Linked DNA regions of Mus musculus: region 2 is linked to region 1. The links are chromatin loops, found by intact Hi-C in ENCODE. Cell type or tissue: heart. All regions are shown on one strand. Links, peaks and the distances in the headings refer to the core of each region. The heading gives the core; the rest is flanking DNA. Region 1 holds the start of Abhd17c (abhydrolase domain containing 17C). Region 2 holds the start of Mesd (mesoderm development LRP chaperone).

Region 1 (5,373 bases), core at 105-5,104:
CTCCACCTCTGGATTGCACAGGGGAAACTTTGGTCACCATGTCCACCCACAAAGCAGCCTGCACCCACTCAGCCATCCACCTACTCCACATATTTTTCTCCAGGCAAGGTCTTACTATGGCCCTGGCCAACATAGAACTCACCATGTAGCTCAGGCTAGCCTGAAACTTTGAGCAATCCTCCAGCCTCTGCCTCCCTCCAGAGTGCTGAAGCATATCCCACACCAGCACTCCACTCCCCGCTTCTGACAAATACTTCTGAAACCTGTTCTTGGGAGCAGGTGGCATGTGACTACTTGTGGATCCTCAGCCACTCCATCAGGATAGAATCCAGCCTCATCTGCCTACATCATTCTCCAAAAACTATACCCCAATTGAGGAGCCCTCCAAGACCTCAGAAGAATGTGAGCAAGCATCTTAGAGTGAATACTAAGTACTTCTCTGTTATACAAGCCATTTCTCAAGAAGCATAAGGGATAACTTATGAACATATGTGCAACACATATGGAAATAAAGTCATTATTACTGGCCATGTACTTAGCTTAGCAAATAGACGTTTCATAAAAACGATACAAAGGTCTCTAAAAAGAACAGTGCCTACTGTCATTCTGGGGACTTATTCCTCTAACGAAATCCAAGCTCATTACACACAGGACCTCAGGTACGGTTGCCACCTGTGCTATGGGGATTGCATGGGAAGGTCACAAGCACCAAAACTGGTCAGGTCACTTGACTTTCCCGCAAACCAAATGTCTAAGTTCAGAGTAAAACTTAAGTTAGTTCCCCCCCCCCCCAACCTGGTCTGTCCTCAGAATATAACAATTTGTGCTTAGCATATAAAAGACCCTGAATAAATACTTTCCAGTTTTATGAACGCTAACTCAAGGTCAAGAGATTTCCTCACGCCTATAACACTCTGCGCTACTGGTGGTGTTTAGGGAAGGTTCTTCAGCTAACTTCCTGATCTCCCAGTGCCACATACTCTGCGGGACCAGGAGGCAAAGTCCTCCCCACACCCGACCCGACCCAGCCTTAAGGGCTGCACAGGCATCGCCCCAGGGACACTTTCTACTTGGAAAGTCTTTTAGAGGTCATCGTCTCTCCCCAGCTGTCAAGGGCTCTGAAAACCCCAAGGTCACTTCTACCAGACCTTCGGGGTCTGCGCGTAGCTCAAGACACAACTCAAGCCCAACCAAGTTGGTTTGGCCGGTACATTGGCATCCCCCACAGCGGCCACGTGCGTTTAACCGGAGCCACAAAGACTCCAGGCCGCGCGGGCCAGTGAAAAGCAGGCAGGACCCTTTAAGTCTGAGCTCTCCATCCCCGAGGGCTGTTGCAATCTCGAGCGAATGCAACAATCCGGGAGCACAAGCCCGCACCCCAACCGTGGCTCGGGGCTCACCGGGTGCGCAGTGCCTGCCACGCGGCGTCGATGTCAGCGTAGAGATTCTTTTCGGAGGGCTTGCCGGAGCTCACACCATAGCCCGAGTAGTCGTAAGAGAAGATGTTGCAGTTGATGCGCGAGCCCAGGCCGATGTAGAAGCTACACATCTGGCCCAAGTCCACGGCGTTGCCGTGCGAGAAGAGCAGCGTGTAGCGGCTGGAGGGCGCGCAGCGCACGAACATGCAGCCCAGCCGGTTGTCGCGGGCCGTGCGCGAGAAGAAGACCTCGACGGCGTCCAGTTCGCGCTGCGAGTACTGCCAGTCGGCGCGCTCGCTCAGGTGCAGGCTGCACGCGCCGGGGCCCGCACCCTCCTCGGCCGGAGCGGGCTGCGCCGCCGGGGCGGGCGCGGGGGTCGCCGCGGGAGCGGGCGCGCGCTGCTCGGGCGCCAGCACCGTGTAGGTGGGTTCGGGCGGCAGGAAGGCCAGCTTGGCGGCGATGCGGCTCGGACAAGGAGGGCAGCAGAAGAGCCAGCACAGCTCGCCGAGCGAGAAGCCGTTCATCCTGGGGCCGGGCTCGGGCATCGGGGCGGCCTGGCGCCCGCCGCGGGCGGGAGGGAAGCGCAGGGAGCGCAGAGGGAGAGCGCCGAGAACTGGAGGCCGGCCGAGAAGGCGGAGAGGCCAGGGGCGGGGCCAGGCGGGCGCGGCGCGGCGAGCGGGGCGGGTCAGCGGCAGCCCCGCAGCCCCGGCGAGGTGCGGACGGCCGGGGCTCGCGCGCGGCACACAAAGCCCGCGGCGGCGGCGGCCATGGCCCGCTCCAGCGCGCCGCCCCGCCCCCGCACGCTACTGCCACTTCCGGGTTACCGCGCCGCGCGCCCCCACAGGCGGGCGGGGCTACCCATCGGAACGGACGCCCCAGTCTGAAGCAGGACTCCCCGGGCTGGGCGGGGCTCCCGCCTCTTGGGCGGGAGTTAGCGCATCTGGGCGGGGCTACTCGTTAGAACAAACTCCCCGGTCCGAAGCGAGGCTCTGGAGTCTGGGGCGGGGCTTAGCGCGATTGGGGCGGGGGTCTGAAGAGATTAGAGCGGTTGGGACAATCCTGGATTGAAAAGGTAGGTGTGCAGATACTTTAGGATTCAGTTCTCCAAAACCAGCTTTCTGTCCTGGTGGAGTTATTGGGAATTTATGTAAAAGATAATTATTGAGAAAGAGAATTGAGTACATTAAAAATGCCTTGCTTTCCTCTAATCAATGCTATTTTTTTCTCTTTTGGTTGTTTGAGACAGTTTAGCCTACACTGGTTTAGAACTCACATGCTTCTAGCCTCTACCACCACTTGCTGAGATTCAAGACTTCTTGAACAGCCACTACCATAAATGCTCTGGTCCATCTCGTACGTGTTCCCGTGTTGCAGGCGGCTGTTGGGTATGTACAGCTACGCAGGTCTTTCTGTAATAACAATTACAGCAGAGCCTGTTGGTTTTACAACAAATGGTGTCAACACGGTCCTCTCTCACCCCCATCCCTTACATCATCCCCTGTGGTGCCAACTGGATACTCCATATCTGTCCTTTTTGATGTTAGTTTCTCTAGAACTGTTTTGGCGCCAGACTTTTTAATCATGAAAGACATGTTACAACGATTTTAATCCACTATTGTCTTGGCTATAGGCTTTAAGTGATTTTCCAAATATAACTCTCAGGGCTTCTGAAACCGTGTGAACCCTGGTGTCCGGTTGGCAGAGCCTCTCCTCTGGACTTTGGCACCAGGCTTTCCTTTCAGGGGTAGGAGGTCATTTTAGGCTACCTGCAATGAATACAACCAGAGCCCCAGTGGGCAGTCACCATTCCAGACCTCATAAATGTCCCAAGAAGGATTACAACATTTTTTAAACAAAAAGAATTTTGAGCATCCTAATATAAATTGATTTACCAGTACCACTTTAAGTAGTAACCTTGTGGACTGAGTTTTCAAAGGCCGTATCTTCACTGAATCCCCAAAAGCCTGCCCACAACGCCTCTCCAAGTCTGTTTTAAAGTTAGATGGGCAAAGCTGCTCTTCCCTAGCCAGGCTTTAGTGACTGACCCCAAGTTTTTCCCAAAGACTCTGGGAGTTGTTTCATGTTAATATTTTGCCTGCTTGTTTCCCGTATTAAGTCAACGTGTGTCGTGTTTTTCAAGCAATACCTACTGGGTCAGTCGCCAGAACTGCAAAAGATAGGACCATCTCTGCCATAGTCAGTCAAGACACTCTAAGAAGACCGAAAACAGTTTTGCATGTGAATTAAACAAGCCACCAACTCAAAAATGGTGGCGGGGATCAGAAGTTCAAGGTCATTCCCAACTTTATAGTGAGCTGATGCCAAACTGGGCAATGAGACCATGTCTCAATTAAATAAGCAAACAATCAAATCAGCTATTTGTGAACATTTAAATATTATTATTATTATTATTACATGTGTTTTGGGGGTGGGCATAGGTAGCCTTAGGCAATGGTCTCGGGTCCCCACTTGGTGGTATTTCTGTGAGGAACATAAGCTAGTACATTTCACTTTAGTGCAGAGTGAAAATAGAGGACGCTGAGTACCGAACTGAAGTGAGAAGCATCTACTCTCGTCTCAGTCAGTCTTCCTCCAGCACCGTTCCTCCCACCTGACAGAATGCAATAGCATGCAGTTCATGAGCAGACAGCTAATGATGCCTAAGTCCACATCTTTGTGCTGCCAATAGGGAGGATAGCAATCATATTCCAGATGTTCTGGTGGCAGTCCTGTTGGGAAATTTAAAGTTGGCTTAGTTTAGTCTCCTTTTGCAAAGGACTTGTGCAATATGATTTTGTACATTACCAACAACTAAATAGAACAACTAAATTTTTGGATCATTTTAAGAAGCTGTACAGAGGGAGGCTCCCTGTGAAAGTAAACTGATTTGTGTCTATCTGACTATTAAACTTAAACCCTTATGTTGTGTGCCATAGAGAGCAAGCCTTGCTCACCCATGCTATGCAGAGCTGAGTTAGGCTTCGTGTGGCCCTCTAAATGAGATGTGCTGCCCAGGTCTGACAAACTCAGCCTCTCAGCACATCTGTCATATAAAAGCTCCTCAGGAAATACATTCTAGTGTTTGGATGCCAACTTCTCTGTACAACCATCTTTAGCTGTGAACATCCACACGTGAGACAGGATGCCTTGGCATTTGGGCTGAGGGAGTTTAACATCTACCTTGGAGAATAGCTGTGCCCTATTAGATACAAGGACCAGGGTTAACAGATGTCCAACTTGACCTTTAAGAACTCCTATGTGATTCTTACCATTCTAGCAGAGTAAGGTCTAACTTTGAATTCAGACCAGCAAATGTGTTTGTTGGGTCCTTAGCATTAGTCTAGTCAATTAATTGACCTGGGACATGTGAAGGGACAAAGTCATATCACAGCCAGTGTTAGGATTATCACTGCTGTTGAAGTAACTCTTGCCCCACCCACCAGCTAGGGCTAATGAGCTAAACACACCATGTAGCTGAAGGCATCGACTTCAATATTTGATACTGGCATTTACATGTTCAACATTGTTTTTCATATTAGTCTTCTAGGTGTTGAGTTACTGAAGATTGACTTGATTTGTAAAAGCAAGCCCATATTAATATGAAAAAGGTGATTTATGTATTATGACCAGAAGAGAAGGGTATAAAAGTTACTTTTATTCACCTGATGTAATTTGTTGTCTAGAAGCTTACTGCCTTTGTCTGCTAGGCCTAGTCCTACAAGCCCTAGCCTCCGTACAATCTAATCTAGACCTAAAATGCTTTCCGCCTCTGAGACTTGATGTTGAACATGATCACCTTTTCCGAGCTCTTTCTGATCTCTGGCTGGCTGGTTCAACTCAGCTGTTCTGGCTCAAACTACTGTCCTAGCTGACTGATCCAATCTCACTTCTCTCAGTTTCTCCTGAGTTGCTTTGCTTCGTCTCATATTCTTTGGCTATATGTTCTAATCTTTCT
Region 2 (5,373 bases), core at 87-5,086, 260 kb before region 1:
TGCTAGTTAGCTCTTTTCTTAACCTCCACTTTATGCTTTTCCTAACAAGCCTAAATTTATTTGAGATGGTAGCAAAGACAGCTAAATAATTACTCCCAGTCCCTCTCAGAGAGGTAGCTCAATGAGACCAGAAAGGCTGTGCACAATTCCCTAATAGGATGCTCGTCCCTCAGCTTGACTTATTTCCCATTTCCTTTGATTGGAATGCCATCTGATGGTTGGAGTACCAATAGCCATCCTGGAACTTTTGATGACCTTGAGGATAGAAACTCCAGACCTTTGTGATGGGGCCATATGACAAAGAAGGCTGGATAAGGTAGGACACTCCTTTTTTTTTTTTTTTTTTTTTTTTTTTTTTTGAGACAGGGTTTCTCTGTGTAGCCCTGGCTGTCCTGGAACTTACTTTGTAGACCAGGCTGGCCTCGAACTCAGAAATCCGCCTGCCTCGGCCTCCTCCCAAGTGCTGGGACTAAAGGCGTGTGCCACCATGCCCAGCTGAACCCAGGACATTCTTAACACTCAATTTCCACCCACTTCTGAGAAAGAAGTATCAGTCATAAGAAAGACTTTTACTTAAACATTTTGTAAAGGATTTGCACTATATGAAACCTATTAACGATATCCATCCAAAGTATAGAGAAAAAGACAGGGAAAATAGTAATATAATAATGACCATGAGAGAAAAAACAAAAACACTGGTGTACTAGTGAAGAATGGTTGTGGTGGCACATGCCTCCAATCCAACACTTGGGAGGCAGAGTCAGGCAGACCTCTGAATTCTAGGTCAGCTTGGTTTACAGAGTGAGTTCCAGGTTAGCCAGGGAAACCCAGTCTTGAGAAAACAAACAAGACAAAAAACACCCACAAAGCAAAAAACCAAAAACTAAAAAACAGTAAAGGAATGAAACACTCAAGAACCCAAGGCCAGGCGTGGTGGCGCACGCCTTTAATCACAGCACTCAGGAGGCAGAGGCAGGCAGATTTCTGAGTTTGAGGCCAGCCTGGTCTACAAAGTGAGTTCCAGGACAGCCAGGGCTATAAAGAGAAACCCTGTCTCGCAAAAACCAAAAAAAAAAAAAAAAAAAAAAAAAAAAGAACCCAAGTATGCTTAGTAATTAACACAGTATGCTGATATAAACATTGAAAACCCATTCTTGAGATACATTTGTAAATATAGAAATAAATTGTATGCATTATGTGGCACTTTGGGGTCAGTACTTAAGGTATAGTTTTTGAATATTTTCCAACTACACCAAGGTTTCATGTCTTATGATATAATTTGAAATTTTAAAGAAATCAGATCTGCCACTTAAAGCTTAGGAAACTTTAAAGTATCTCTGACCCCAAGTATTTTAATTTTGAAGATCTTAGTGGTCAAAATCTTGTAAAATAGAAAATAAAATTAGGGTGGTTTTGTCCTATAGGTTAAAGCCACAGTGGTAGATGAAAATCAGAAGAGACAGGAACTATTTTAAACAATAAAAATGGTTATCAATTAAATGGGTTTTTTTTTCCAGTTTAATTGACAGTGATATTGAAAGAATGGTGGGTCGAAAATCATCCGTGGAGCAGAATAACAATAGACCCTATAATTACAGTCTTCGAGAAAAGTTGCCCTAGCTGTCCTTAGCTTTTCAGCAGGCGGTTTGTTCTTGCTAGAAATTACTAGGGAGCGTAGTTGAATGTCAACACCCTGAAAAGGGCCTCAGGGTCAAGGTAGTTTGCATATCTTCCAACTCATTCATTTCATAGGCTTCGAGGACTCTGTCACTGAAACCCTGAGGGAACTTTCAGACCCTGGCTAGAGAATGAGAGACAAAAGGGCTGACTTCTAACAAAACCCCCAAATAGTGGAGAAAGCACAGTTGGGCAGGACCCAGCTAGAGTAGATTGTTTGGCCAGGCCAAGGGGCGGAGCTCGCGGGGCGGAGCCTGGCAAGGGGAGGAACCAGGAGGAAGAACCCTTGGTCCCCAGCCAGGTGAGCTCCCAGAGCTATGGGGCGGAGTCTGGTGAGGAGGCGGTACCCTAGGGGCGGAGTCAGGAGACCGTGGCTGAGGGGTGGAGTCAAGTGGTGAAAGGCTCGATGACGGGGAGGAGCCTGAGGTTGGGAGCCCCAAGGGAATGCAGTTGTGGGCGGAGCCAAGGGGGTCGGAGCTACCGGATGAGGTCCGGACAGGAGGAACCAGAACGAGGCGGGGTGCGGTAGGCTACGGACTCCTCGGAGGCGGAGCCATTGGGACTTGAGTCCGCGAGGGTGGGACGGGGTCAAGTACTGGGTTTAGTTCTGCGCAGAACACGCTTAGGGACTGGATTGGAAGGCCGGGGGCGGGGTGGGGGCGAGGCCCCGGCGTCCGGACTCCGCACGCTGTCTGCGCAGGCTCATTGTGCCTTACGCTGGGCAGTCCGTTACGCTAGGCTGCTAACATGGCTGCCTCCAGGTGGCTGCGCGCGGTTCTACTGTTTCTGTGTGCCTCGGACCTTCTGTTGCTCCCTCCTCCTAATGCCTACGCGGCGGACACTCCGGGCGAGGCCACCCCACCTCCACGGAAAAAGAAGGACATCCGCGATTACAACGATGCCGACATGGCGCGACTTCTGGAGCAGTGGGAGGTCTGTGTCGCCTGCACACTTCTGAGCATCTCCCATACAGATCCCTTTTCTCCTAACCCTTACCCTCTCGGACATTTGACCTTCTGACTTTTGTCCCCTGATCCCGCTCGCTGCCCTCTGAGGGTCTTTCTTGAAATGTCTCCCAGTACCCGTTGACTCCCGCGTCTCTCTTCATTCCACCACGGCTCAGGCCTCTCGCCCAGTGTCTTTCGCTATCATGGCTCCTCAGCCACTCCAGTCAGCACTTGGACTCTCACCAGTCAAGCCCTACTTTCCTTGCTATGTCGCAGGGGTCTCTACATTGATCTTGGTGGTTTGTGAGCCGCGAACAGGGAGCGAGCGCTCCTGAAGAGCATTCCCTCCTTCCTCCTCCTGTTCTGGAGTGAATGGGTTCTAAAGGTGGTCTCTCAACTTTTTTTTAGCTTTGATAGAGATCTTTCCAAATATAGAGGGTTTCCGACTTCTTTTGGTGTATATTCCTGCTGGGGCTTTTGTAATTTCTTGGGTGGGTTTATTTTACTGGTAAAGGGAACTAAGGCATATCTCATATGCAACTCAGGTTTTTCATTGATGGGAGTAGTGGACTTGTTTTGTGAGAGGCCGAATTCTGGTCTGTTACTTGATTGCATTTGGGGTATGCAAAAGGTTCTAAGGAGGGATTCCTGATCAAAAGTACACTGCAGCCCTTGATTGTACTGTCGTATTTGATTGGCACAGCTGATGGAAAGGAATCACACACATAGCTATATTCACTGTGTAAGGTTCTCTGCCAGAGAACTTTTCAGAGTTTGTTTCCAATGCTGATTTTTTTTTTAACTTGTGGCTAACTATATTGTTGGAAGGAGGTAAGACTTTTGGGCATACATTTAAAATATCCACCTGTTGGATTTGACTTAAAAAGGGGGGACTCCTGTTGTTGTTCTCTGTACCCAACAGAAGAATTGGAGTAGTGGGGCCATGGTAGTGCAAGGTTGTAATTCCAGCACTTAAGAGACTAGTGGAGGAGGCTAGCCTTAGTTAAACCTGGGCTACATAGTAAATTTCAAACTGGTTTGGGCTCCACTGTGAGATTCTGGAAAGAAAATTTGGAGTAGATTTGAGTGGGTATGACTCCTTTCAATTTCCAACTGTCCTTTTTGGACTCTAGTAAATAATGCCTTTTAACCTGCTAAAGTGAACCTTGCCTTGTGAGAGGCCTAGCCATGGACAGTGCTCAGACCCCGAGGAAGAGGAGGTCACAGAGATGAGCAAGACATCTGTCAGAACAAGGGGGTAGGAAATAACCCTCGTAAACAGAAACAGAAATGGTTGGATCTTATAAAGAGGAAGTGTTGTGTGGGAATGTCAGAGGGCAACAGGGAGCAGGTTTGATTTTAGACAGGACAGGAGAGTATTCTAGTCTATTAGAGAGATGTGTACTGAGCTGAACAGCAGAGACCAACAGAATAACATTCCCTGCATTTAATACAAACACACTTGTGAATGTGGTCTAGTAGAGATCTCTGTGCCTATATATGTACCTCAGCATGCATATGAAGGTCCAAGAACAAGTTGGATGTAGTTGGTCATTTCTTTCCTTCTACCATGTGGGCCCTGGGGATTAAACTCAGGTCATCATATCTGCCAAGGCAAGCGCCTTGCCCACCAAGCCAACTTACCATCCCCTTTGGGGATTATTTATTTCTGTCTGTTGTGTACGTTCTTCCATTTATTAGTTATTCCATTTATTAACTATTTATTGATATTCTACTGATATTCTTTTTCTTTCTTTATGTTAATATGGACTTAGAGAATTATAAATCCTCACTACTATTTTGATGTTCATATTATTCCAGATTTGGCCCTAGAACTGCTTCAGGTTGTTGTCCATGGCATTCTGACTTGTTATATGAGTGATTCTTGCTGAGGCAAAAAAGATATTTAAGGCTTCACTTTTTGTTTTCCATAGGGTGACTAGTCTTTTCTTCAAGAAACCTCTGTCTTAATATTTTTATCTACCCACTCATCCAGGTACCTCTCAAATCAATGTGCCTGCATTTCCAGCCTGTACCCACAGGGTGCTCTCTTCCTGCTTCCATGTGGCATTTTTCCCCAAGTGAGGAATCTGCTATAGTCATCCTTCGCATGTGTACACTTTTGCTCCTTCCTAAAATTCACAGGTGTTTTCAGGATTGCTAGGACACACCACTACATAGAAGAAGTATGGGGGTTGAACATTTGCATGCAGTGAATTGTGGGTTTTAAGGATGCAACATGAGGAGTTTGTTTGTTTTGCTCTGCTGGAAGCAAGGACTCAGGACCCTGGGGTTGCTAGACATGACCTCTGTCTCTGATAACCTACACTTTATTGAAATACAGAACGGAGTGAGTCCTGGGATCACAGACCATCACACCGAAAGGTTCCTTTGTGTTCTTTCTCAGTCAGACCCATCTCATATCCTCCCAGAAGCAATCAGTGTTCTAATTCCTGTCCCCCCACATTATTTTTACTTGTTCTTGATACCTTAAATAAATGGGATTGTATAATATGTCTTTCTTTTATGCCTGGCACCTGTTATTTTAACAAAAGAAAATTGCCTTAGTGGTGTTGGCAATTTACCTCAAGGCCTCATCCTGAATGACATGTACTCTACCACTAAGCCATATCTCCAGGCGTGTTTGTAGGTAAGGTCTTGCTAAATTGCTTAAGTTGGCCTTGAATTCTCACTTTCTCCTTGAGATCACTGGGAGTCACTGAGAGTACAACCCTCAGCCGTTATACTT

The links. A loop is a pair of places that touch in the nucleus more often than their neighbours do. Peaks named below come from ENCODE experiments on the same cell type or tissue, not always from the same donor. Only the 100,000 strongest peaks of a DNase experiment are listed, where the experiment ranks them.
Region 2: a loop joins it to region 1, with 3 times the contacts of the local background. A loop is called at or near these places in 6 of 42 quality-filtered maps.

Annotation. Positions count from the first base shown.
Region 1 is chr7:84,149,882-84,155,254 of GRCm38, forward strand. It overlaps Abhd17c (abhydrolase domain containing 17C), which reads right to left and starts at 2,012. Exons shown (of 3, transcript NM_133722.2): 1 at 1,401-2,012. The coding sequence starts at 1,963. Gm39044 (a long non-coding RNA gene) reads right to left here. Exons shown (of 3, transcript XR_869770.2): 3 at 3,805-4,147. It overlaps LOC117997403 (a long non-coding RNA gene), which reads left to right and starts at 2,259. Exons shown (of 3, transcript NR_169136.1): 1 at 2,259-2,490; 2 at 2,665-2,803. In heart, for the core only: a CTCF peak has its summit at 2,544; DNase peaks (open chromatin) are centred at 1,160, 1,660 and 2,290; H3K4me3 peaks cover 2,820 bases; H3K27ac peaks cover 2,029 bases.
Region 2 is chr7:83,889,866-83,895,238 of GRCm38, forward strand. Mesd (mesoderm development LRP chaperone) reads left to right here and starts at 2,401. Exons shown (of 3, transcript NM_023403.4): 1 at 2,401-2,610. The coding sequence starts at 2,425. In heart, for the core only: CTCF peaks have their summits at 2,441 and 4,658; a DNase peak (open chromatin) is centred at 2,216; H3K4me3 peaks cover 2,475 bases; H3K27ac peaks cover 2,027 bases.